3 separate regions of the Mus musculus genome follow, and all the other regions are linked to region 1. The links are chromatin loops, found by intact Hi-C in ENCODE. Cell type or tissue: heart. All regions are shown on one strand.

Region 1 (8,000 bases):
CATTTTTATACTTAGTATAAGTAGCACAGAGATTCCACTGGGGGATCCTAGGCCTTCGTTTCTAAAGTTCAGCTCTTAGGGAGACAACAGAGTAGGAAGAGAATTGTTGAGAGACTTGACCAGACATCTTTAGCTACAATCCTGTGCTTTTCTGTAGAAACCTTGACAACCTCCTGAAACCCTAATTTAATTTCTGTAAAGGTTAATTTTTTTCATTAGGTAGAACAATTTATTACAGCATTGTCAGAAAATACTTAGCAACTAAGAACATACCTCTAACCGTGAAATAGGCTGTGGACCAAAACTTTCTTCTTCCACTGAAGTATCTGCACTTGCTTCAAGCTGCATTTGCATAGCCATGACTAAAAAACACAGACAGCCGCCAGTATGAGTGAACACTAGAGAAACATTCGGGGGTAATTAAGAAGTGCAAGTTTAGTTCCCGACACACCTTTGAAGAACTGCAGCTGGCCCTCCCTATCCACAGGTTAAGAGCAACCGCTGCTCTACAGAGAGCATCCAGGTTCAGTTCTCAGCACCCACAAGGAAATTCATGTGTTTATAACTTCAGTTCTAGGAGATTCAGCACCCCCTCTGACCATGCGGACACGACACAGGAGTGTTATGTTTTCAGGCACAGAAACAAAACATTCAAACACATAAAATAAAAATAAGCTTAAAACAAACAAACAAGCGGGGCATAGTGGCACACGCCTTTAATCCCAGCACTCGGGAGGCAGAGGCAGGCGGATTTCTTAGTTCCAGGCCAGCCTGGTCTACAGAGTGAGTTCCAGTACAGCCAGAACTATACAGAGAAACCCTGTCTCGAAAAACCAAAACAAACAAACAAACAAACAAACAAACAAACACACACCCCAGGCATGTCTGACAGCCCATTCAAAATATATTTAAAAAAAAATTTTTTTTTTCACAAAGCAGCAAGTTCCAAGCTCTTCCTATACTACAGGATGAGTAAAATTCCAAAAGAGAATATTTCCATCTTCTTGGAACAGAGGAATTCTTGAACTAGATACGTACAGCAACAACAATCTAAAAGTGAACAGTATTTCCAGCCTTGAAAACGCAGGCTGGAAATACATATAGCAGCCTATGGAACGGTCCTTGTCCAGGAGATGAAAAAGAGGTACCAGGGCGAATCCTCAGTGCCACCAAGCAAACAAGAAACTGAGTGTATTTATCTTACTGTCAGCGATGAAGATGGATTTCCGGTTCCTGGACAGGTTAAATAACTACCGAAATAAACCCTTAGCTCTGACAACATTTACACTCATAACTTTGGGCTTTGGGATGTAGATCAATTGGTAGCATTTGCCTACCACGCACCAAGCCCTGAGTTTGAAGCTATGCAGTGCATAAAACCAGGCATGGTAGTTATGTCTGTAATCCCAGCATTTGGGAAGTAGGTAAGGAGACTAGAAACTCAAGGCCATTCATCCTCTGGGGTATAACAAGTTTGAGATTAGCATGGATTACCTATCTCAAAAAAAAATTCAAAACTGTAGAGAAATTATTTGTTATATACATAATTAGATGCATAATCAGAGGTGGAAAATCAGAACACAAACATAAAGAAATCATTCAAGCTGGGCAGTGGTGGCACACGCCCAGCACTTGGGAGGCAGAGGCAGGCGGATTTCTGACTTCGAGGCCAGCCTGGTCTACAAAGTGAGTTCCAGGACAGCCAGGGCTACAGAGAAACCCTGTCAAAAAAGAAAAAAAAAAAAAAAAAAAAGCCTGGTATGGAGGTCCATGACTGCCCTAGCACCTGGAAGGCGAGTCAGGAAGACGACCACAAATTTAAGGGCAGGCTGCGCTGCATAGTTAAATTATCTCAAAAAGCAGCCCCCACACCCATTCCCAAGTTCATAAAATACTATATGACCTTCATAAAATATGTGTTGAGACTGGCTCAGGTTGAGAGCACTGGCTGCTCTTCCAGAGGACCCAGATTCAATTCCCAGCATCACATGACAGCTCACAACTGTCTACAACACCAAGATTTGACATCCTCACACAGACATACATGCAGACAAAACACAAATGCATATAAAATAAATTATTAAAAAAATCAAAAAATTAAAAAAAAATCAAGTGTTGGCAAGCATATGGAACAAACATCCAATACCACTGACATATTTACATGAAATTTAAAAACAGGCGAAGATGAGCTGGGGAAGCTGAGTCAGGATGGGGAGTTCAAGGTCAGTTTTTGCTAAAATGCAAGATCCTTGATCAAAAAAAAAAAAAACAAAACCAAAAATATGGCCGGCACAGTGGTACTCTCCTGTAGTCCCAGCACCTACAAGGCAGAGACAGTAGGATCCCGAGTTCCAAACTAGCTTCTGGGTTACAAAATCAGATCCTGCCTAAATAATGCCTTTTAAAGGTAGGCCACCTTAGTGAACAGTTTTAGAAATCACTGTTCAGCCATCAGGGTGAGGGGGAAATACTAAAACCAGGAAGGATAACAAGAGGTTTATAGCATGGTAACAGCAGTCTATTAGTGATTACATAGATACATTCTTTTTTTGTTGTCTTGTTTTTGAAAGATTTTATTTTATGTATATGAGTACACTGCAGTTGTACTGATGGCTGTGAGCCACCATGTGGTTGCTGGGATTTGAACTTGGGACCTTCAAAAGAGCAGTCAGTGCTCTTAACCACTGAGCCCTCTCTCTAGCCCCCAATATATTCACTTTGTATTCACTCACGTATACACTTGTATTTTATACATCTTTGTATTTTATACTTCATTTTATTTTTATTTCTTGGAAGTTCCTTTTAGATTTCTTTTTTGTTCATGAGAATTTTGCCTGCATACATGTGTGCGTACCACAAGCATGCCTGGTATCTGAGGTCAGAAGGCGGCACTGGATCCCCTGGAACTGGAGTTATGGTTGGTTGTAAGCCACCATGTGGGTACAGGAGCTGAACTCAGTTCCTTGGGAAGAGCAGCAAGTGCTCTTAACAGCAGAGCCACCTTCCAGCCCCTGTTCTTCACTTTTCCTTTTCTGAGACAGCTCTTCCATTTGTGGCTCAGGATGGTCTTGAAACTGTCATCCTCCTGCCTCTCCCAAGTGCTACGATTATATAGGTGAGTCATCTAGCCAAGATTCTCTTTAGAAATTTGTTTTATTTCTCGGTCTTTGCTACTCTTTTGCTTACGCAATCTTTGAACTCTGGGGCCTTCTACTTCAGTCTCCAGAGAGACCAGCCACTACCCTCATTTTAAAGTAACCAAGAATCTGTTAGCCCTGGCCCTACTACGTAACAGCTGTGAGCACTTTTCTCTGATCTCAGCTTCCTGCGTCCGGACCACAGAAGTGAACCTGAAAGTTTGTAAATCCCAGCATTGGGAGACTAAGGGTAGCAGTTCGAGCCCTGCCCAGCCTAGGTCGTGACCTCGGGTCTCAAAACAAATGCTTGAAGTACAGGTCGGTTTTCTCCACAACGAATTCAGTGGGTCAGTTAGCGTCGGTCGGTTGGTCGCCCTGCTCCGCCTTTCTCCGGTTTCTCAGCGTAGAGGGGACCCACAAAGCTGGCTACGGGAGCACTGGCCTGAGCCGGCTCAAGAAGCCGAGCGGCCATGGAAGGGGTGCGCCGGCGCCGCACACTCACCTGTCCCGCGGCCACGGGCCGCTCGCTCCTCCGGGCAGCCGGCTCTGCACACACCACACTCCCCCCACTTCACCCGGCTCGAACGCGCTTCGTTGCTCCTCTGTCAGGTTTTCTACGAAAAATTTCAGTCTTCCTGGCCACACCTGTGGGAGCGCCTCGGCTTTGCCCAGGCGCGGATCTGCGCACGGCGCGCGACTTTCGGAAATCCCGCCAAATCCTCACGCTCCTATCGCTGCAACGTCATCACGCCTTTCTCCGACCCGCCTCATACCTACTTCCGCTTCTGCTGCGAACCTGACGGACATGCCGGACGGCTTTGAAGCCGAGTGATTTCGTAGGGTCACTCTTCCCTTCCTTTATGATTGTTCTGATCCGGCCTTTCTGGTTACCCGACTGAGGACTACAAGTCTGCAAAGACGATGTGATCAGCCCAGGACTACATAACCCAGAATGCACTGCTGCGGAAGCACCTCTGCAAAACTTCTTGCACAGCGGATGTGGACTTCGGTCAGAAAGGCTTTGGCCAGTTCTGGCAGAGTGTGGATCTTTGGTAGTTGGGATGGTATGCTTTGGAACCAGGTGTTCTCTTGGTCTCTGTGGGCGGCAGAGATGAAGAAGCTGGAATAAAGATAAAACCTGCGAATGGAGCCAGCGATTAGAAAACCAGTGTGGGAATCAGCGAGGTGGAAAAAAAAAACCTTTTAATTGGGCGGGGGTTGGGACCGGTGGATATAATCTAAATATATACATTCATAAAACTACCAAAAACTAAAGCGAAATAACTCACTCTCTAGTGTTTTTTTTCTTCTCTCGCTTTGTAGTGGTTACTCCAGAAAAGTAGGAGCAAAATTGAATAAAGTAAAGGTTTGTGGAGTTTGCCAGGAACTTCGTATGTTTCTTGTTATACATCTAGGTGTTTTCAGACAAGATCTCATACTCCTTGAACTCTTTTTTTTTTTTTTTTTTTTTTTTTTTTGGTTTCGAGACAGGGTTTCTCTGTGTAGCCTTGGCTGTCTGGACTCACTTTGTAGACCAGGCTGGCCTCGAACTCAGAAATCCGCCTGCCTCTGCCTCCCAAGTGCTGGCGTGTGCCACCACCGCCCGGCTCCTTAACTCTATGCCAAGAATGACAATCCTTCTCCCACCTTTGTTTCCTGTACTGCTGGAACATTACTATGTTCTGTGTTGGGGATTGAATCCTGGATTGTATGCATGCCACACAAGCACTTCAACAACGTAGCTGCATGCTTAGCTGAAAATTACTTATATTTAATGAGTACACTGTAGCTGTCTTCAGACATCCAGAGGGCATCAGATTCCATTTACAGATGGTTGTGATTCCATTTACAGATGGTTGTGAGCCACCATGTGGTTACTGGGAACTGGACTCAGTGCTCCTAACTGCTGAGCCATCTCTTCAGCCCTAGGTAATTTTTTTTTTAAGATTTATTTATTATATGTAAGTACCCTGTAGCTGTCTTCAGACACTCCAGAAGAGGGCATCAGATTTCGTTACGGATGGTTGTGAGCCACCATGTGGTTGCTGGGATTTGAACTCAGGACCTTCGGAAGAGCAGTGGGAACTCTTAACCACTTAAGCCATCTCGCCAGCCCCAGGTAATTATTTTTGAGACAGGTTCTTTGTAACCCAGATTGGACTCAGCTCCCCAACGTCTGGGGTTGCACAAAAAAAAGCCACCATTCTTGATGTATATTTACTTTGTATTTTGAGAGACACCTTAGTTAAGTTTCTCTGGATAAATTTCCCAGGGTGACATTTAAACTTTGAATCTTCCTGCCTCAGACTCCCATGTAGCTTGTTTTTTTTTTTTTTTCCCAACCCCATACAGGTGTGTGCCCACAGGGCTGAGTAGTTTTTTTTCTTTTGAGACAGGGTTTCTCTGTGTAGCCCTGGCTGTCCCGGAACTCACTCTGTAGACCAGGCTAACCTTGAACAGAAATCTGCCTGCCTCTGCCTCCCAAGTGCTGGGATTAAAGGTATGCGCCACCACTGCCTGTTGTGAGTAGTTTTAAAGTGGATAAAATTTGTATTTTATACTTATACTATTTTACGTCAAAGGATGGTTTGGTTTGGTTTAAAAATACATTGTGTGTGTGTCTGTTTTCACAAGTAGAGGGCAGAAGACAACTTGAAGGTCAGTCATCTCCTTCTACCACGTATGGAAGTTCAAGATTCAACTCAGGTAGCCAGGGTTCATGGCAGCTGCCATCTCCTCCATGAAACTTTTTTTTTTTTTTTTTTTTTTTTTGGTTTGGAGCTGAGGACCTAACCCAGTGCCTTGTGTTTGCTAGGCAAGCACTCTACCACTGAGCTAAATCCCTCTTAAAAGTATTTCAGGTGAGACAGAGGTTTGAGTTAAATATTTGACAATGACAGACCAGTTCAAGAAGCATTTTGGTTGTAGAAAGAAACAAACTGATTGATAGCAGGTAAAAAATGAATTGCTCCTCCTGGAAATTAGAATTATAATCTGGGCAAATCTTAGCTTAGAAATTTAAGAGGCAAAGGACACCAGTGGCTGTCAAACAAGAAAAGGTTTATTCATTCTCAGTTAAATTGAGATAGAAAGGGGTAGAAGAAACAAATACCCCAAGACCCAAAAACTTGCTTTTCGTTCTTATCACTTTTCAGATCTTTCCACTTCTTCAGAGGCCCAGCAGCATGGGTGTTGCTTTTGGTAATTTAGCACAACCCATACATCCCAAAATGCTTAAACTAGTCTGAGTACTTTTCTTCAAAAACCAAAAACCTAAGAACTGGGAAAAAAGATGAACTAGAATTCTAAAAGAGAACCAACAATTCCTAAAAATATAACTGTAATTGGAAAAATATTGAACTATACAATCTTAGTCATGTCTGTTCTTTAATTGGTATATGTAGCCCAGGCTTACCTCAAATTTGCATTGTAGATGAAGATACTTGGAACTTGGACCCTTCTGAGTGTTGGGACTACTGGAACTTACCACTATGACTGGTATATGTAGTACTGAGCAGAGCATCAAACTCTGAGTTCCTGAACTAGGCAAGTATTCAACTGACCCACATCTGTAACCCAATGACCTGAAGTTCCAGGGAAGCAAGCTCAATCAGATTTGAATCAGCAGGAATGTAATCTTCTCTCTGAATTTTATTTTGCTTTTTAAAGGCAGTCTCAGTATGTTGCCTAGGGAACAATCCTCTCTGCTTAGCCTCCTGAGTGCTGGGATTAACAGGTATGTGATAGCATGCCTGCCCAGCTAATATATCTGCAAAACCTCTATGGCTAAACAGAGTAACATTATTACATTTCTGGGGTTACAAATGTAGACATTAAGGGTTCATTGTTCTGCCTCCTACAAACTGAAATGATAAAAAACTAACAATTTAGTATATGATAATCAAGGCATCACCAATCAATAGTGGTAAAATATTTTATTAAATGGTGTTAGGATAGCTGCATAGCTAGCCATCTTTTCATTGCTACTGTTAACAGGGCCCCAGACCTCAGCACAACTGATATTATCATACAATGAGAATAATGATGTTTTTAGGTTGATTCATACAATTATGGTAGAAAGTGATTTAAATACAGAACTTTAGATTCACCAAGTTAGGATAGTGGGGTACTTTTTCCAAAGTTGCCAAACAGAGATGATTAGACACTGAATGTAATTCCTACCTGACAGTTCTCATTATTGTTCTTATTGTATGTAGTTAATTGGCATTAGAGAAATTAGACTTTTATTGGACTATAAAGGAGAGATGTTAGGATAATCTCTTGTGTACAACTGTGTTTGCTCATATCACAATTTGTGAATAGGGAGAACTGGCGGTGGCTATGGCCTGGAAGAACTTGACAAGGCGTCTGAATGACAATAAAAAGTATAACCACTGTGGTGCACCACATTAAGTTTAGACAGATGCTTAGGATCAAACCCAGGGTTTTGTGCATGCTAGATGAACACTCTCCTGAATGAAATCCTCGGTCTCTGTTTTTGAAATAGGATCTCCTGTAGCCCAGGCTGGCCTTCGACTTGGTGTGTAGTAGATGTAGACTCTGGGCAAGCTGTCAAAGCAGTTGCTGGCTCCTTCTTCCTGCTCCAACCTACCCATAAGATGCCTCAACATGAGCTGTTAAAATGCCAGTACCTGCCAAACAGCCATGTCTTACCCTGATACTGTCACGAGTAGCTTTCCACTGTGGCAACACATCCTTTCCCAATTCTGCCTGCTACTAGCTAGAGGTGCAGTCGTAGGAGCTGTCCATGGTGGTGGCACCTTTCCTGCCTCAGCCTATGAACTTCATGAATTAGCACCACAGGAGCTGTCCGCGGTGGCAATGTCTCCTCTCCAGTAGCTC
Region 2 (8,000 bases), 180 kb before region 1:
TGGGCACTGGAAATTGAATTCAGGGCCTCCACAAGAGCAACCAGCGCTCTTAACTGATGAGCACTCTCTCTGTCCCATTTTTTTTTTTTTTTTTTGAGGCAGACAGAATCTCATGTAAACTGAGCTGGCCTAGATCTTCCTGTGTAGCCTAGGGTGACCCTGGATTTCTGATTCTGCTGCCTCTACTCCCAAAGTACATTTCTGGGGCTGGTGAGACGACCCAGCAGGTCAAGGTTCTCGACTCCGCACCTGATGTCTGAGTTTGATCCCTGTGCTCCATGTGTTAGAAGGAGGTAAAGGGCCTGGAGAGATGCCTCATTGGTCAAGAGCACTTCATTCTTTTTTGTTTGTTTGCTTTGTTTCGAGACAGGGTTTCTCTGTGCCCTGGCTGACCTGAAACTAGTTCTGTGTATCAGTCTGGCCTTAAACTCTGAGATCCGCCTGACAAGTATTCGGAGTTAAAGATGTGTGTGTACTACTACACCCAGAATAGAATATAATTTAAATATTCATCTTATTTAATTGTGTGTGTGTATGTGTTCTCGCGCATGTAAGCAAATTCCAGCCCACTGTATTTTTTGGGATAGGGGTCTCCCACTGAATCCAGAGCTCACCAATTTGGCCAGACTGGCTAGCCTGCAAGTTCCCGAGACTCACTTGTCTCTAATGCACTCCAGAGCTGGGGTTACATATTTGCCGGAGTGCAGCTTTTTACATGGGTTCTGGGGATCTGAAATTGGGTTCTCACACTTACAAAGAAAGCTCTTTCCTGGCTGACCATCCCTGAAGTTCTTGCTGGGTGCACTGCTTGTGGGCTTTGTATACACTCGCCTTTCTTATAAATTGTCATCTTACTCGTTTCTAAGAGGTTTGTTCCTTTTTTCGTTTGTCTGAGACAGGGGTCTCACTATGCAGCACAGCGCTGGCTCCCAATCTTCCTCTGTCAGCCTCCCGAGTGCTAAGACTACAGGCATGTGCCACACACTTAAGTCTGATTGTTTAAAACAGGCTCTCCAAACTTACAATGAAGCCAAGGATGACCTTGAACTTGAGATCCTCCTGCCTCCACCTCCCAAGCACTGTGTGCACCACCATACCCGGGTTCTGCTATGCTGAGTATCTAATCAAGGACTGAGCGTGCTCTGCAAGAACTCTCCCAACAGAACTCCAGCCTCACTTATCTACAGCATTTCATTTGCAGTGCCGGGAATCAAACCCAAGGCCTCAGGAATGCCAGGTACTCTATCACTGGGCCACAATCCCAACACCCGTTGTTCTAATAACTATTCGTGCTGGGATTCATCCTTGTGGGACAGAGGTCTAACTGTCTTATTCCAGATGGCTTATCCCAAATGATAAACAACGCTGTCAACACTTTTGGCAAATAGCGGACATACTTCAGGATTCCAGACTGTCCCAATGATCTGTGTGGCTAACTCTGGGAGGCTGAGAGCACCTTTCCCCCTGTTGAAAGACCAGAATGATTAGCTGACTCGTTCAACAGCATGGGTGGAATCTGAACATAGTTCTCTCTGATCTTCAGCCACCACACTGGTTCTCTTTGGGAAGGAATAGTGCATCTCCTGAAAAGCTATTGTGTCATTTGCTAAGTATGGAAAAAGACCCTAGTCAGCTAAAAGTCTCCAAAGATACTACCGGAGCAGTGTATCCTTGCCCAGGCTCATGCAGAGCTGATTGCAGGAGACCACGAGGCTAGTGATCCGCTCCGAGGGGGTGAAGTCAACCCGCTGCTTGGTGAAGATGGGCACCTCCTTCTCCAGGTGGGCACTTACATACCCTATAGGTGGGGAAGACAAGAGAAAAAGGCGTCCAGAGGGGGGTGAGGCACCCAGAAACCCAGAGAAACCCCAGTGTTAGCTGATACTTCTGCTTCCCAAGTATATTCCTACCCACAGGGTCTTGGTTCATAAAGAGTTCAACATGAAATAGTTTTCTGGTTGTCTTTATTGGAAGGGTCCTGGGCTCTTCCCACACTTGTGACAGTAGTAAGGGATTGGTTCTCTGTGCCTGAGATGAGGTTGTATCATGATATGCACGTTCCCAGTGGTAACGGGGGTGGGGGGAGACAGTACAGGGAGGATGGTTTTGGCATTCTCCCTTATGGTCTTTGGCCAAGAGAAACTAAAGTCCCTTCCTTGCTGTCCACACAGTATGGTTCAGTGAGTCTCCATTGTATGTAGAGAGTTCTGGGAACCCAGTCCTATCAGTCCAGTTCATAGGCTACAGTTGCTTTCTCGATAGTCCGCTGCAATATCATCATAGTGTGGGTAACCCTGCGCTGCTCTCCTACACTCTAAACTGCAGCCAGCTTTACCCCGGGACAATCATCTCCATTGTTCCTGTTCAGTAACAAAATTCCCTTTTGGATCGACCCTCCTTCACTTATAACATTCACGTTCCACCAAGTTCAGTGCTCATTCTGCCTCCTCTGCTACCTCAAGATGAAGTCTGGTGGGAACGAACACATACACAGACTCCAAAAGCTTTAAAAAAAATCCATAGAACAAGACACAGAAGCCTGGAACCTATATTCAGTTCTCCCAACTGCAGCCTATAGACAAAAGTAACAAGTACTTCCTTATCTGAGCCCAAGTTCCCTCTTTTGAAGGACCTTTGAGTTAAGGCCTAGATCACGAGGCTGTTCCTGTGGCTCTTTCAAACTTCGACCAATGACAAGCTGGGCAAGACAAGAAAGGCCTGGGGCTTAGATCCTAAACACACGCTGCAAGCTCTAGAGCTTCTCTCCCCCGTAAATGCTACCATAACAGAAAGGGGCAGAGGCGGCCTCTTCTAACTTACCAGAATGGGGGATGCCCACGCTAGGGCAACCAGTCTGCAAGACGGCCGAGCGGGACAATGAGTCCTCGTACTCATCCAGGATGGACGCCATGGCAATCAAGTTCTGGATCTCTGATCTGGGGGCTGGGGGTCACAACTGGGACCCCGGTCGTCCTGGATTTGCAAGTTGTGCTTCCCCAGCGTCTGACAGATCCTGAGAACCTTTTAAAAATTCTGGGGCCCTTTTCGCTTTCTCTGTGAAGGACGAGACGATCGAGGAGCCCCAACTAGTCCATGGCGCAGCTTTGCACCCCAGCTCCAGTCCCAAGAGATTATAGGCTCCCCTTAGCAGATCCCAGGTAATCACAACCTCGCCCAGGCAGCTCAGCTGACTCCCGCCCCCGTGACGCGTGCTTATGACGTGCTTCCGGGTTTTTCAGCCGCGAGTGTTAACTGGAGTCCTGGGCACCTGAGCCTCCACAAGGAGGCGTTGTCGGAGACTCGGCGCGGCGGGGGAGGAGCGCTTGCGGGCCACCCTGCTGCTGCAGTTCCTCATGTTGGCGCTAGGAGGCAGCCCGGGATTTCCCAGCGGCGTCCAGTAACAGGCTTGCGCGGATCCTAGGCTTCCGCAGCTCAGACTTCACTCCCTCAGACTGTCACTGAAAGGCCGGCGGTGCTCCTCCATCTGTCACACTACCTCCTGTTCCTCAATCGAATTGCTGCCTCAGTCCACCTTCACAGGCACAGGCAGAACAGTCTGAGTGTCCCTTCTTTCACCCCAGGGCCCCCTAGCTTCCAGAGGAAGTAGCTGAATGGGTCACAAGTGTGGCTCAGTGGTGCATAAGCACCTTGCCCAGCGGGTATAAGACCTGGATTTTTTTTTTTTTTCCTTACACCGCAAAAAGAAAACCATACAAAATTTAATCTCCAGCAGTGGGAAGGCTGAGGCAGGAGGATTACTAAGGACTGGGCTACAGACCCCCAGAAAACAAAACAGAAAGAAATTGACAACGCAATGGCCAGGTTAAGTAAGCTGCCTCATAGTAGCTCCTTAGTGTAGGGGGAGAGGCAAGGGTCACCGGGAAAACTGAAGCAGGCTACTTCCAGGCACTCTATACGTTGAGTGATGTTGACTGTCCTTGTCTAGCATGTGGGAAGCCTTAGGATCAAGCCCTAGTATCAGAAAAAGAAAAGGGGGTTATATATAGTCTTCAGGAAAGTCACGAGCGAAACCCTATAAGCCGTGTAATGGGGTGGAGAGGAAGCGGGGCTGGCCTTGGGCAGACTGTGGAAGCTATCGTGTGATCCACTGGAGGCTATAACTGGGGATAAGATCTGATGTTGGTACTGGGAAGCAGGTGTTTGAAAAGGACATGAGACCTGAGGCAGAAGACAGGCCTTATGTATCCATCCGGGAGAGAGAGAGCTGGGAAGTGGGAGACCATCTCAGAGGAAGGCACCAGAGACCTAGTGACAGGTTAGGTATGGCAGGCAGATGAAGGAGAGTGTGGGGACAGCTGGAGACCTGGCTGGTGGGAACAGAGGAGGAGCCAAATGAGAGGGGGTGGAGGTCACATGACTGAGCTCAGGGCACTGCTAGGGAACTTACTGGGGAACCCCAGCTTTACCTGTAACCTGCTCCAGGGCAGTCACCAATAACTAACTAGTGAATGTTTATTAGACATTTGCATAAACGAACTCTCTCATGGCTCAGTTTCTACATTTATAAAATGAGAAAAAAAAAATCTCTTAACGGTGTGCGGACAGTCGGATGTTATACAAATCACTGAGTGGTGAGTTTGTGTTTAAATATTACTAGTATTTAATAGCGGATTGTTGACTAAATTAAGATCCAGACCCGAAGAATCAAACCCAGCGCCTCACAGATACTGTGTGAGTGCTACATCGTGGGCTCCATCCTCAGCCTTGGATTTGCTGTTGAATTGAAAAGGTTTAGATTTTAATGAAATTGGAGACTATGGATCTAGCTTACTTGGCAGACAAGAGGGTTTGTTTAGTTTCATAGGATGAGGCCCTCAGCACAGCACAGAACTAGGTATGGTGACTATGGTCCCAGCAGTCAGGAAGTGGGAATAGGAGGGTTAGAATCTCAAGGTCAAAATTATAAAAGAAGCCGGGCAGTGGTGGGGCACGCCTTTAATCCCAGCACTCAGGAGGCAGAGGCAGGTGGATTTCTGAGTTCGAGGCCAGCCTGGTCTACAGAGTCAGTTCCAGGACAGCCAGGGCTACACAGAGAAACCCTGTCTCGGAAAAAAAAAAAAACAATAAATAAATATAGATAATAAATAAATAAATAAATAAATAAATAAATAAATAAATAAATAAAATTATAAGAGAATAAGAGAGAGCAGTGGGGGGGGCATGTTATAGTAGCATACATACTAAAAGATTGAAACAATACAGAGAAGGTTAGCATAGGCCCCTGTGCTTGGAAATTCTTGAAGCATTCAATTTTAAGAAAGAAAAAGAAAAAGGAAGGAAGGAAGAAAGGAAGGAAGGAAGGAAGGAAGAAAGAAAGAAAGAAAGAAAGAAAGAAAGAAAGAAAGAAAGAAAGAAAGAGAGAGAGAAAGAAAGAAAAAGAAAGAGAGAGAGAGAGAGAGAGAGAAAGAAAGAAAGAAAGAAAGAAAGAAAGAAAGAAAGAAAGAAAGAAAGAAAGAAAGAAAGAAAGGTAGGTAAAATTTTTAAAGAGGAAGAAAAAGTTCATCTTTGACTGTAAGAACAAAGTAGAGGCCAGCCTAGGCTGCATGAAGCCTTATTTCAAAACCAGGGAGGGCTGGGGAGATAGCTCCGTGGGTAAAGTGCTTGCTGAGGAAGGAGTCACAGCAGCCACATTAAGGCAGGTATCTGGCAGGGTAAGGTGACACACACCTTTGACCCCAACAGAGTGATTAAAACAACAAAGCAAGCCTCTGAAACCCCAGCACTGCTGTGAGACAAGACAGGTGACTCCCAGCACCGACTGACCAGCCAATCTAACAATGAGGGAGTTCCAGGCCCAGGGAAGAATCTGTTTAAAAATAGAGTTGCCAGGCAGTGGTGGGGCACACCTTTAATCCCACGCAGGCAGATCTCTGTGAGTTCCAGGTCAGCCTGTTCTACAGAGTGAGTTCCAGGACAGCCAGGGAAACCCTGTCATCGAAAAGCAAAAGCAAAATAAATAATTAAAAAAGATTTTTAAAAAATGTAGATTCAGGCACCTCTCCATGAATTCAAGTTCAGTCTGGTTTTCATAGTAAGTTCCAAAGGTCCTGAGTTCAATTCCCAGTAAGCACATGGTGGCTCAAAACCATCTGTAATGGGATCCAATGCCCTCTTCTAGTGTGTCTGAAGACAGCTATAGTGTACTCACATATATTAAATAAACAAACAAATATATAAAACAAGCAAACAAACAGTTCCCTGAGCCTGAAGTGTATAGGTCTGGATTCAAGCCCCAGCACTGACAACAACAAGACTGGGCCCAAATGTCAGACTGTTACCAAGTAGAGGACAAGAGATAACAAAACAACTGATTTGGGGGATCTGGGGAGTGGAGAGATGGCTCAGCGGTTAAGAGCACTGACTGCTCTTCCAGAGGTCCTGAGGTCAATTCCCAGCAACCATATGATGGCTCACAACCATCTGTAATGAGATCTGGTGCCCTTTTCTGGTATGTTTAAAGACAGCTACAGTGTACTTATATACAATAAATAAATCTTTTAAAAATATATATACGCTTTATATATTTTGCTTTTTGGGACAGGGTCTTATGTGTCCCAAGCAGACTTAGAACTCACTATGTGGCCCAGGATAGCCTTGAACTTACCAGGTATCCGTGAAGATGACTTTGAATTCCTGATGCTTCTCCTGAGAACTATGACATAACTCGTACTACCATGTCCAGTTTGTTATTGCTGTTGTTGTTTGAGACCAAGCCTTACTCTGTACCCCCAAAACAAGCCTCATGACCATTCTACTCTCTTGCCTCCTGAATGCTAGGACAGCAGGCCTGAGCTACAAGGCTAATCCTTAGACATTGTTATTATTTTCTTTTTTCTTATATTCAAAATGTGTTTATTGGGAAGGTTCCCACTCATCTTGAGTCAGGGGCTTTCAGTGCTGCTTCCTCCTGAAGGAGCGTCTTTCTGTCAGCCTTGCTTTCCCACCTGTAGGCTGACAGGACAGTGGAGCAGCCAACACACAAGACTACCATTTGTGCATGGCTAGAGACCATGGTGATTTTATAGCATCCTGGGCATTTCACATCTATAAAGTAGGAATTAGGGCTCTGCACCAGGCGATTTTTCTTGCATTTCCTCTTCTCCTCAGTAGAGGGATGAAAGAGATCCTTTTCGAGGCCTGCTCTCTTAGGGAGGTTGTCACCACCAGAAAGGCTAATGTGTAGCCTAGGCTGGCCTCAAACTCACAATCCTCCTGCCTCTGCCTCTTTCAGCAAATCCTACCAGCGTGTACCACCACAACCGGCTATTATTTTCTTAAGTTTACTTTTCCTTCATGCAATTCTTCATCACTTGTTTGTTTGTTTGTTGCTTTAATTTAAACTAGAGGGCTGGTGAGAAGGCTAAGCAAGCAAGAGCACTCTTACAGAAATTGGGTTTGGTTCCTGGCACTAGCATGGTGGTTCACAACTATCTGTAACTCTGGTTCCAGGGGCATCTAAAGTCTGTGCACATACTTTCATCCAGGCAAATACTCATACACATCAAAAGTAAATACATCTAAAAAAGCAATTACATTTATTGATGCCGTGCACACTGGGGTGAATGAGGGCATGTGTCACTGTGCGTGTGGAGGACAGAGGACAACTTGTGGCAGACAGTTCTCTTTCCACTGTGTGGTTCCAGGGACCCAACTCAGGCCATCCAACTTGACATCAAGGCCTTTACCCCCTTCACCCAACAAACCACCTTGGGCCGCAGAATTCCTTTTCATCTGGTTCACAGAAGACAAACCTCTGAAAGTTACTTTACCTGACAAATCTGTTTGATAGTTCTCAGGCAGAGTCTTGACCTCATCTGAGAAAACCAGCTTTGGCCAAGAAGGAGCTGCTGTGAGAGTCTACTCTCGAAGAGTACTCTCTAAACACTTCCAAAAAAAAAAAAAAAAAAAATGAGCTCATCCTACAGTGTCAGGAAATAGGCAGAGTTTTATTTTCTCATTGAAGGGAGAGCCTTGAGACA
Region 3 (8,000 bases), 65 kb after region 1:
GAGTTGGCCCTGCGGGCATAAGAGCAGAAGAGCTAGCCCTGTCCCTCACTGGCTAGCGCTCAGAAGAACAGGGCACCTGGGCAGCACAGTGAAGTTGGCCCTGATGGAAGGGGCTCAGATGAGCCAGCCCCAAGGGTGTGAGAGCAGGAGAGCGGTCCCAGCCCCTCATAGGCTGCAGCACTTGGGAGAGTGGGCCCTATGCCTTGACTGGGCAGCACAGTGGAGCTGGCTCTGGTGGAAGGGGCACAGGTGAGTTAGTCCCAAGAGCATGAGAGCAGGAGAGCTGACCCTGCCTCCTGCTGATGGTGGTATTGGCCGGCCTAGCCAGAGCAGTGGTAGAAAGCTTGCACCGGTGGTGTAATTAAGGGAGAACTAATGAGCTGATCAGCTGTTACCACTTAGACCCAGATCCAGGGCTCTGAGATGGCCCACCCCAGAATCCAAAGCTGCAGGATCTCCATGATACAGGACAACAACAGAATAACTGGGAGGAGTCCCAAAGAGGATCCAATACTGATGGTGTCACAGAAGCCAGAGATCTTGAACCAGACCAATGACTGATCGCAATGAACATTTCAAGTGAAATGTGTGGTCAGAGGGATGTACTGTGGGTCACACTATAACATACTACTACCGTCTCTACTGTTTTCTATGCTTTGTTTTGGACTTGTTGTTGTCTGTGTGTGTGTGTGTTTTATTTTGGAGGAGGATGCAAGAGCAAAAGGCTGATATGAGGGGACGGGGAGAGGAGCAGAACATGATGGGGGTACATAATATGAAACTCAAAGAATCCATAAAAACCTAAAAACAAAAAAAAAAACAAAAAAAAGAAACTGAATCAAGGTTCTTCCTCTCAAGATCAGCCAGTGCTCTTAATTAGTGAACTATCTCTTCAGCTCATAAATGTATGTATTTAAAGCAATTGCTTGCTACTGTATTGACCTTCTTCACTGGGACCTATAAGGCTTAGAAGAGACGGTCTCTGGCTGTCTCTCAGACTTCATTACTCCTGACTACTTCCTGATTTTAGTAGCCACACTCGCTGTTCTAGTCCTATACAGAGTTCTTCCACAAATTAGTGTACTAATAAAGTGCTATTCTCTCTTGGCAAGAAAGACAAAGTCTTCTTGGTAGCATTACAACTGTACTTTAAAATCTTGTTATATAACTTGTTATATATTAACGGGTGTTTCTATCACTTCGCTCAAATACCTTTACCACAGCAGAAAGTTATGAAAATAAAGTGGTGTGTCTTGAGTTTCCTGTTATGGTCTAGCAGTACTTTTAAATGGTAGGAGCTCAATGGCTATTTTCTGAATGAGTCCCCTTCACAAGTAAACATGCAGCACTTACAACTATTAACTAGTACATTTGTCTCTTCTATAGAAGTGATTCTCAACCTGTGGATTGTGACCTCTTTGGGAACCAAAAACCCCTTTCACAAAGGTCCCATATCAGATACCCTGCATATTACATATTTATATTACAACTCATAACAGTAGCAAAATTAGTTATAAAGTAGCAACAAACTTTTGTTTGTTTTTGTTTTTCAGCACAGGGCTTCCCTGTGTAGCCTTGACTGTCTTGGAGCTAGTTCTATAGCCCAGGCTGGCCTAGAACTTGCCTCTGCCTACCAAATCCTGGGATTAAAGGTGTGTGCCAACCACACCCAGCTGCAACAAAATAGTTTTATGTTCGAGGGTCACGACAACCTGAGGAATTGTATTAACAGGTTACAGCATTAGCAAGGCTGAAGAACCACTGCTCTATAGAAATCATTTCAAGTTCAGCTTATCTTTTACAGGAATAGTTTTAAGTTCTGTACTCAAAACAGGTAACTACTAGGAACTATTAACCCAAGGTAACCTAAACCATTGTTGTTTCAAAGTCTTTGAGAACCATTCCTCTCCAACTTGTGAACTAGTTACCACTTAACCAATGAGATTCAAAACTTTCTGGAAGTCTCTAATTTCATTAAATGTGTATTTTATTATATAACCCATGTGTTACACCTTTAACAAAACAGGTCAAGCCCCTAAACCACTGTAATAAACCGTACTTATAAAATGCTTTTGATCACATTCATACTAATTATTGATTGTCTAGAAAACTACATTTGGCATTTAGGGGTATACTTATAGCATATAGTTACAGGTTTTTACTTATATACTTACAGGTTTTTGGATACTACTAGTTTTTTTAACAGCCATTCTTGAAATCTATCAGGCACTGCATGAACTAATTCAAAATATTATCTATCTACATTACCATCAATAATACCGTATCATTGTGAAGTAAGAGCTTTGGCAACTGGTATGAATAAAAGCTAGTGGACTTAATTAGTAACTTGATTACTTAAGAAAAAAGTTTATTATCTTTTCCTTCAACTTACACTTACCAAATGGCTACCAAGTTGTTAGGACATACTCATTAAATTTATTGAACCAAGCTATATAAAAATGAGGATATTAAGTATTTCTTTTGGACTGTTTGAACCAAAAAGTTTGAGCCACCAGTCTAAATAATCCAGGGGTCTGCAGACCAACAGTGGGCCAAAGCAACCTTTGAGAACTTTCTTTTAACTGAAGAAAATAAACATCACCACCAAAACATCATGTAGCAGAGACCATCATACTGACCCACAGCAAGCAGAGCCTAAATACTATCTGGCTCTTTGTCCATTCCTGAATTTATACAACCAAAATATACAAACATTTTCACTGATTCAGACTCCACTGATACAGACTCTAGACCTGTGCTGTCAAATTGAATGATTATATACAATGAAATTAAGATGAAACAAATTAAAACTCAAGTTTTTGGTAATCATACTACATTTCTTTGATAACCATATTTTAAGTGCGCCAAAAATGACTGCTAATAGATACCATGTTGGACAGTGCAGATATAGAATATTATTATCACAGAAAATTCTATTGGAAACGCTTGTTCGATCCAGTATCTAGAATCAGTACCTTCTCGTATTCTCAGCATCAAACACATCATTTATATCACCATCCCAAACATTTTACTCCATTTACATCTATCAACTTGTAAAGGTTTCCAGCCATTCACATAGTCAAGAAGTACACTGCTTGAACCTAACCTTTAATGACCAAATACCTTACGATATATTTCCTTCCATATTTATAAATCATCTCTCCAACAATCTGACCAATGAAATGCCATCCCCATGAAGTCTACTTTAGCACAAGACAATGAACCTATGAGACATACAAGGGACTCAACGGAACCAATTTAACTGAAATGAAAACTAACGGTCAACCTTGGTGTCTAGAATAAACTGCTGCTTTGGGTTTTAGCCACATGCTTTATCTCTGTTAACTTCTGTCTTAGTCACAGTTTTATTGCTGTGAAGAGACACCATGGCCACAACTCTTATAGCAGGAAGCAGTTAATTGGGGGTCTTGCTTACAGTTTCAGAGACTTATATAGCAGTCATCATGGGGAACCTGCGAGCAAACACAATGCTGAAGGAGTAGCCAAGAACGTCCACAAACAGCAGGCAGAGTTTTGGAAACCTCAAAGCTCATCCCTCATTAACACATCTCCTCCAACAAGGCCACCCCTCCTCCTAATCCTTTCAAACAGTGCCACTCTCAGTTGACTCGGCATTCAAATATATGAGCATAAATCAAACTACAACGTCTAGTACATTTTAAAAATTGCAGTAGGCAATATTTTTCTTCCCAAAGGGAATCCAAAGTCTTTTGGATGGGAAAGGAAATTTATGTAATCTAACACACCGATTTGTCTTTACTAATGTTGGACCTGCAGAAACCCGAAACTCTATTATTGTGCTCGGACGGAGCCTACAATTTAAAGTTCACTCGTCGCCTTCAGACCACGGAAGCAGGGAACGTCGGTCAGAAACACATACCACAAGGAGTTGGCGAGAGACGGTGGGACCGGATCCCGGAGCCCTGACCAAAGATGATGGGCGGGGCGAACCCGGAGGCCCACGGCGCACCGCGCAGACGACACGACCCCGGGAATGGAGCGGCTTTGGGAAAGGAGAAGCGAAACGCGGCGCTCCAGGAGAAGGAGAGCGGGCCGTTGGCGCTCGCGCGGTCCGGTCGGCTGCAGGGCCTTTCCGAGATCGCCCCGACGACCGAGCGACCTCAGCAACCCGCGCCCGCCCTTCAGCACTCAAACAGAACCCGAGCCCTCTCAGGAGCCCAGAACGGAAAGGAGCATTCTGACCCGCCACCGACCACCTGCTTGACTTGTCTGGGGTCCTCGCGCTCCTTGGAGTCGGACGTCACCTCTCAACGTCCCTGAAGTATTCAAATCTAACCGCCCTAGTGATGCGCATGCTCAGTGCTGCGCGCCGCGCAGACCCCACCCCTTCGGCTCCAGACCGGCCCCGCCCCTAAGACATAAACTTCTCTGTCCTCCTCTGCTCTGACTTAAGTTCCCTCGGGTTTTTCTTCTTTTCTACAGAATTTTCTTCGTCTCTGTTATTCTGAGAACGGCCATCTTCTTTCGAGTGTTTGCAGAGTAAACAATCGCACTGTTGGCTTCCGTACAAAATGGCGACTTCCATGGTATTGCGTCACAGCGCTCTGTGTCTACTCCCTATAGCTACCAGGAAGAAACTAGCTTCTGGGACGAGGTGGCCGAGTGGTTAAGGCGATGGACTGCTAATCCATTGTGCTCTGCACGCATGGGTTCGAATCCCATCCTCGTCGAAAGTGTCTTTTGCTAATTAGTGTAATGTGAATTTATAATCCACAGGATGGAAGTGATTAAATATTGCTTCGGGTTTTAATTCCGATCAGGTTCTATCTAACACAATTAGTCTCAGCATCGAGGTGTTTTAGTTGGTGATATTGTAATTTGAAGGAATTTGATATTTGAAATCAGCTGAAGGAATTGAGATATTTGAAAGGCTGCTTTTGGAATGTTATGACTCACAGATGAAGAAAAAGCAGATAAAGAGACTTTTTTCTAGGAATTTAATTTCTTACAAAGTAAAATAACAGGACATGTTCAGTGGTGGTCTGGAACATGAAATGTCCTAGCTCTGAGATGAATGCTTTCAGTCTTTAATGAGCTCTTACTCCGAGGGCTTTGTTTTGTTTTTGTTATTTTGAGACACAGTTTTACTGTGTAGCAGTCTAGCCTCCAGGTTAAAAATCATCCTGTCTCGCCTTCCCAAATGCTAGGATTACAAAGCTATACCCCCATAATCGCTATTTTGGGGGTTTAATACCTGTCCTGATCGTGAAGTACCATATTGCATTACAAATGCCACCTCTTCCAGCCCTTAAGCAAGCTATGGGATTTGTTTTCAATGTATACATTAAAAAGGTGCCCATGGGGGTGGGGGTAGGGGTGGGGGTGGGGGTGGGGGTGGGGGGGTAACCCAAGTGAACCCTTTGCAGGGCAGTGGTGGCGCAGACCTTTAATCCCAGCAGTTGGGAGGCAGAGGCAGGCGGATTTCTGAGTTCGAAGCCAGCCTGGTCTACAGAGTGAGTTCCAGCATGAGTTCCAGGACAGTCTGGGCTACACAGAAACACTGTCTCAATCCCCCCACCCCCACCCCAAAACAAAACTCCCAAAAACAAAACAAACAAACAAACAAAAATGCCCATGACATTTGAAATCTTGCTATGATCCAGAAACTACTGAAGAAGAGGAACACGACTACCTTTTCAAAAGACAAAAAGCTGAATCTTCTGGATTTAACCAAAGGATTAGGAATAGAAAAAAGAACAGAGATTTTCCTCCTGTAACATCATCAGACAAATTCATTCAACTCACACTTAAAAACCCTTAATGTTTTTTACATAACTAAAAGCAACATACATTTTACATGGATTATGTGTCTCCGACTCTGCAGAACCCTGTGATCATGATAGATGTCTTCATATTCTATTATTGTTGTTTTACACTGAAAGATTAATTTGTCCAAGGCTATACAGCTTCTAAGTTGCAGACAGGACAGTGTAACCCACATCTATTGACTCCATGATGTTTAACCCTCATCCTGTATGGTACCAGATCATGAAGAGTTCTTAATGATCCCCTGGAGTGGTGATTTTACATTCCTCTCACTGGGCATGCTCAGTGTTCAAGAGCCCAGCACCAGGGGCAGGTGCTTCAGCAAGATTTGTGGCACTGATGATTGGAAGGCAGTCAGACGCCTCTCTCCTGGTTCCTCCATTTTAGGTCCAAATCCCTTGGGAATGTTGCTACCTTCACAGTCTGGGCACTTTTGGCCAGTTCTCTTCAGCCATGTCTTACTGTCCGTTTTCTGTCCTGGTGGGACATACATCCCTTCAGGGGCCTTGCAGACAATTTAGTAGCCAATTTTTTGTGGGTGAAGAGTGGGCAGCGACAATCATTTTCATAATCTCTCATCAAAAACACTTTTAAATAAGGCAATGAGCTTCAGTGATATTGCCTGTGACTTTGCCTCTGATTGAAATCGTGTATTTTATATTACTCTGACTGCTTTAGAATTCCTATGGTTTGAGAGTGTCTGTCAAATTTTGTGTGTCAGAAATTTGATCCAAACTGGGTAGTGACACAAGCCTTTAATCTTGGCACTCAGGAGGCAGCAGTAGGCAGATTGCTGAGCTCCAAGGCTAGCCTGGTCTACAGAGCCAGAGGCATCACAGGGAAGCCCCGACTGGAGAATCAAAACAAAGCAAAAAGAAATTTGATCTAGAGCAGCAGACAGAGCATCCATCTCTCAGATTTTCCAGCCCCCAGAACTGAGAGCAAGTGCCTCCCACAGATGCCTCTGTTTATGAGCAGCCTGAGACTCACTCTTTAGCTTAGGCTAATCATACATCCTGCTTCAGCCTCTTCAGTCCAGAAAGTACAGGAGTGTGCCACCATGCCATGGCCAGCGAAATTTATATTCTATATAAATCATTCAGTTTCGCGTATTCTATTGTAGTAACAGAAAGCAGCCTATTACAGTATTCACTACTTTAAAACTATGGTCATGCCGGGCGTGGTGGTGCACACCTTTAGGCAGAGGCAGGCGGATTTCTGAGTTCCAGGCCAGCCTGAGCTATGTAGTGAGTTCCAGGACAGCCAGGGCTATACAGAGAAACCCTGTCTCGAAAAAACCAAACCAAACCAAAACAAAACAAAAAACCCAGAAAAACAAACAAACAAAAACTATGGTCATTATTAGACCTGCCATTAGACTTTAATAAAAAAGGATCTGGGTGTGGTGGCACATCTGTAATCTCAGCCCTTGGAGATCAGTTCAAAGATATCCTCAACTATTCAGTCAGTTTGAGGTCAGCCTGGGCTATGTGAGACTCTGCCTTTAAAAAAAGTCGAGCATAAGTTTGTATAAGTATATATGTGAATTTTTGGTTGGTAGGTTGGTTGGTTGGTTGGTTGGTTGGTTTTGGTTTTTGAGACAAAGATCCAACTGCCTCCAGAAACCAAAAAATAAAAAATTGTGGAACCATCATTCATTCATTCATTTTTTTGGTTTTTCGAGACAGGGTTTCTCTGTAGCCCTGGCTGTCCTGGAACTCACTCTGTAGACCAGGCTGGTCTCAAACTCAGAAATTCACCTGCCTTTGCCTCCCAAGTGCTGGGATTAAAGGCGTGCACCACCACGCCCGGCTTTTTTTTTTTTTTTTTTTTTTGGTTCCACAATTTTAAAAATATTTTTGTTGAGCATAAATATGTATATGTATTTTTGATTGGTTGATTGGTTTGCAAGTAGCATTTCTCCATAGTTTCTGCTTCAAGTTCCTGCACTTCCTTCTCTAGAGGTTGGACTGTAACCTATGATCTGAAATACACCCTTTCCTTCCATAAGTTGATTTTGGTGAGAGTGCTTTATCATAACTGAAAAGAAACTAGGACAGAAGTCATTTTCATCAACAAGCATCCCTACCCCTGCGTGCTGTACATCCCCATCCGCATCCATCAGTCTGCTCTCACTCATCTCCTGGGTTTTTTTTTTTTGGTTTTTTTTTTTTTTTTTTTTTTTTTTTTTG

What was found. Peaks named below come from ENCODE experiments on the same cell type or tissue, not always from the same donor. Only the 100,000 strongest peaks of a DNase experiment are listed, where the experiment ranks them.
Region 2: a loop joins it to region 1, with 8 times the contacts of the local background. A loop is called at or near these places in 2 of 42 quality-filtered maps.
Region 3: a loop joins it to region 1, with 6 times the contacts of the local background. A loop is called at or near these places in 7 of 42 quality-filtered maps.

Annotation. Positions count from the first base shown.
Region 1 is chr2:119,108,674-119,116,673 of GRCm38, reverse strand. It overlaps Knl1 (kinetochore scaffold 1), which reads right to left. Exons shown (of 24, transcript NM_029617.3): 24 at 6,177-8,000. Rad51 (RAD51 recombinase) reads right to left here and starts at 3,860. Exons shown (of 10, transcript NM_011234.5): 1 at 3,640-3,860; 2 at 274-362. The coding sequence starts at 360. In heart, no CTCF peak of the experiment used is centred here; DNase peaks (open chromatin) are centred at 3,993 and 7,913; H3K4me3 peaks cover 2,012 bases; H3K27ac peaks cover 1,488 bases.
Region 2 is chr2:119,283,951-119,291,950 of GRCm38, reverse strand. It overlaps Vps18 (VPS18 CORVET/HOPS core subunit), which reads right to left and starts at 3,209. Exons shown (of 5, transcript NM_172269.3): 1 at 2,821-3,209; 2 at 1,657-1,798. The coding sequence starts at 2,911. It also overlaps the pseudogene Gm14175. In heart, a CTCF peak has its summit at 3,349; DNase peaks (open chromatin) are centred at 2,800 and 3,280; H3K4me3 peaks cover 2,039 bases; H3K27ac peaks cover 1,438 bases.
Region 3 is chr2:119,043,462-119,051,461 of GRCm38, reverse strand. It overlaps Knl1 (kinetochore scaffold 1), which reads right to left and starts at 4,343. Exons shown (of 24, transcript NM_029617.3): 1 at 4,239-4,343. It overlaps n-TSgct7 (a tRNA gene), which reads left to right and starts at 4,631; the gene lies at 4,631-4,712. In heart, a CTCF peak has its summit at 4,284; DNase peaks (open chromatin) are centred at 4,321 and 4,591; H3K4me3 peaks cover 2,696 bases; H3K27ac peaks cover 1,874 bases.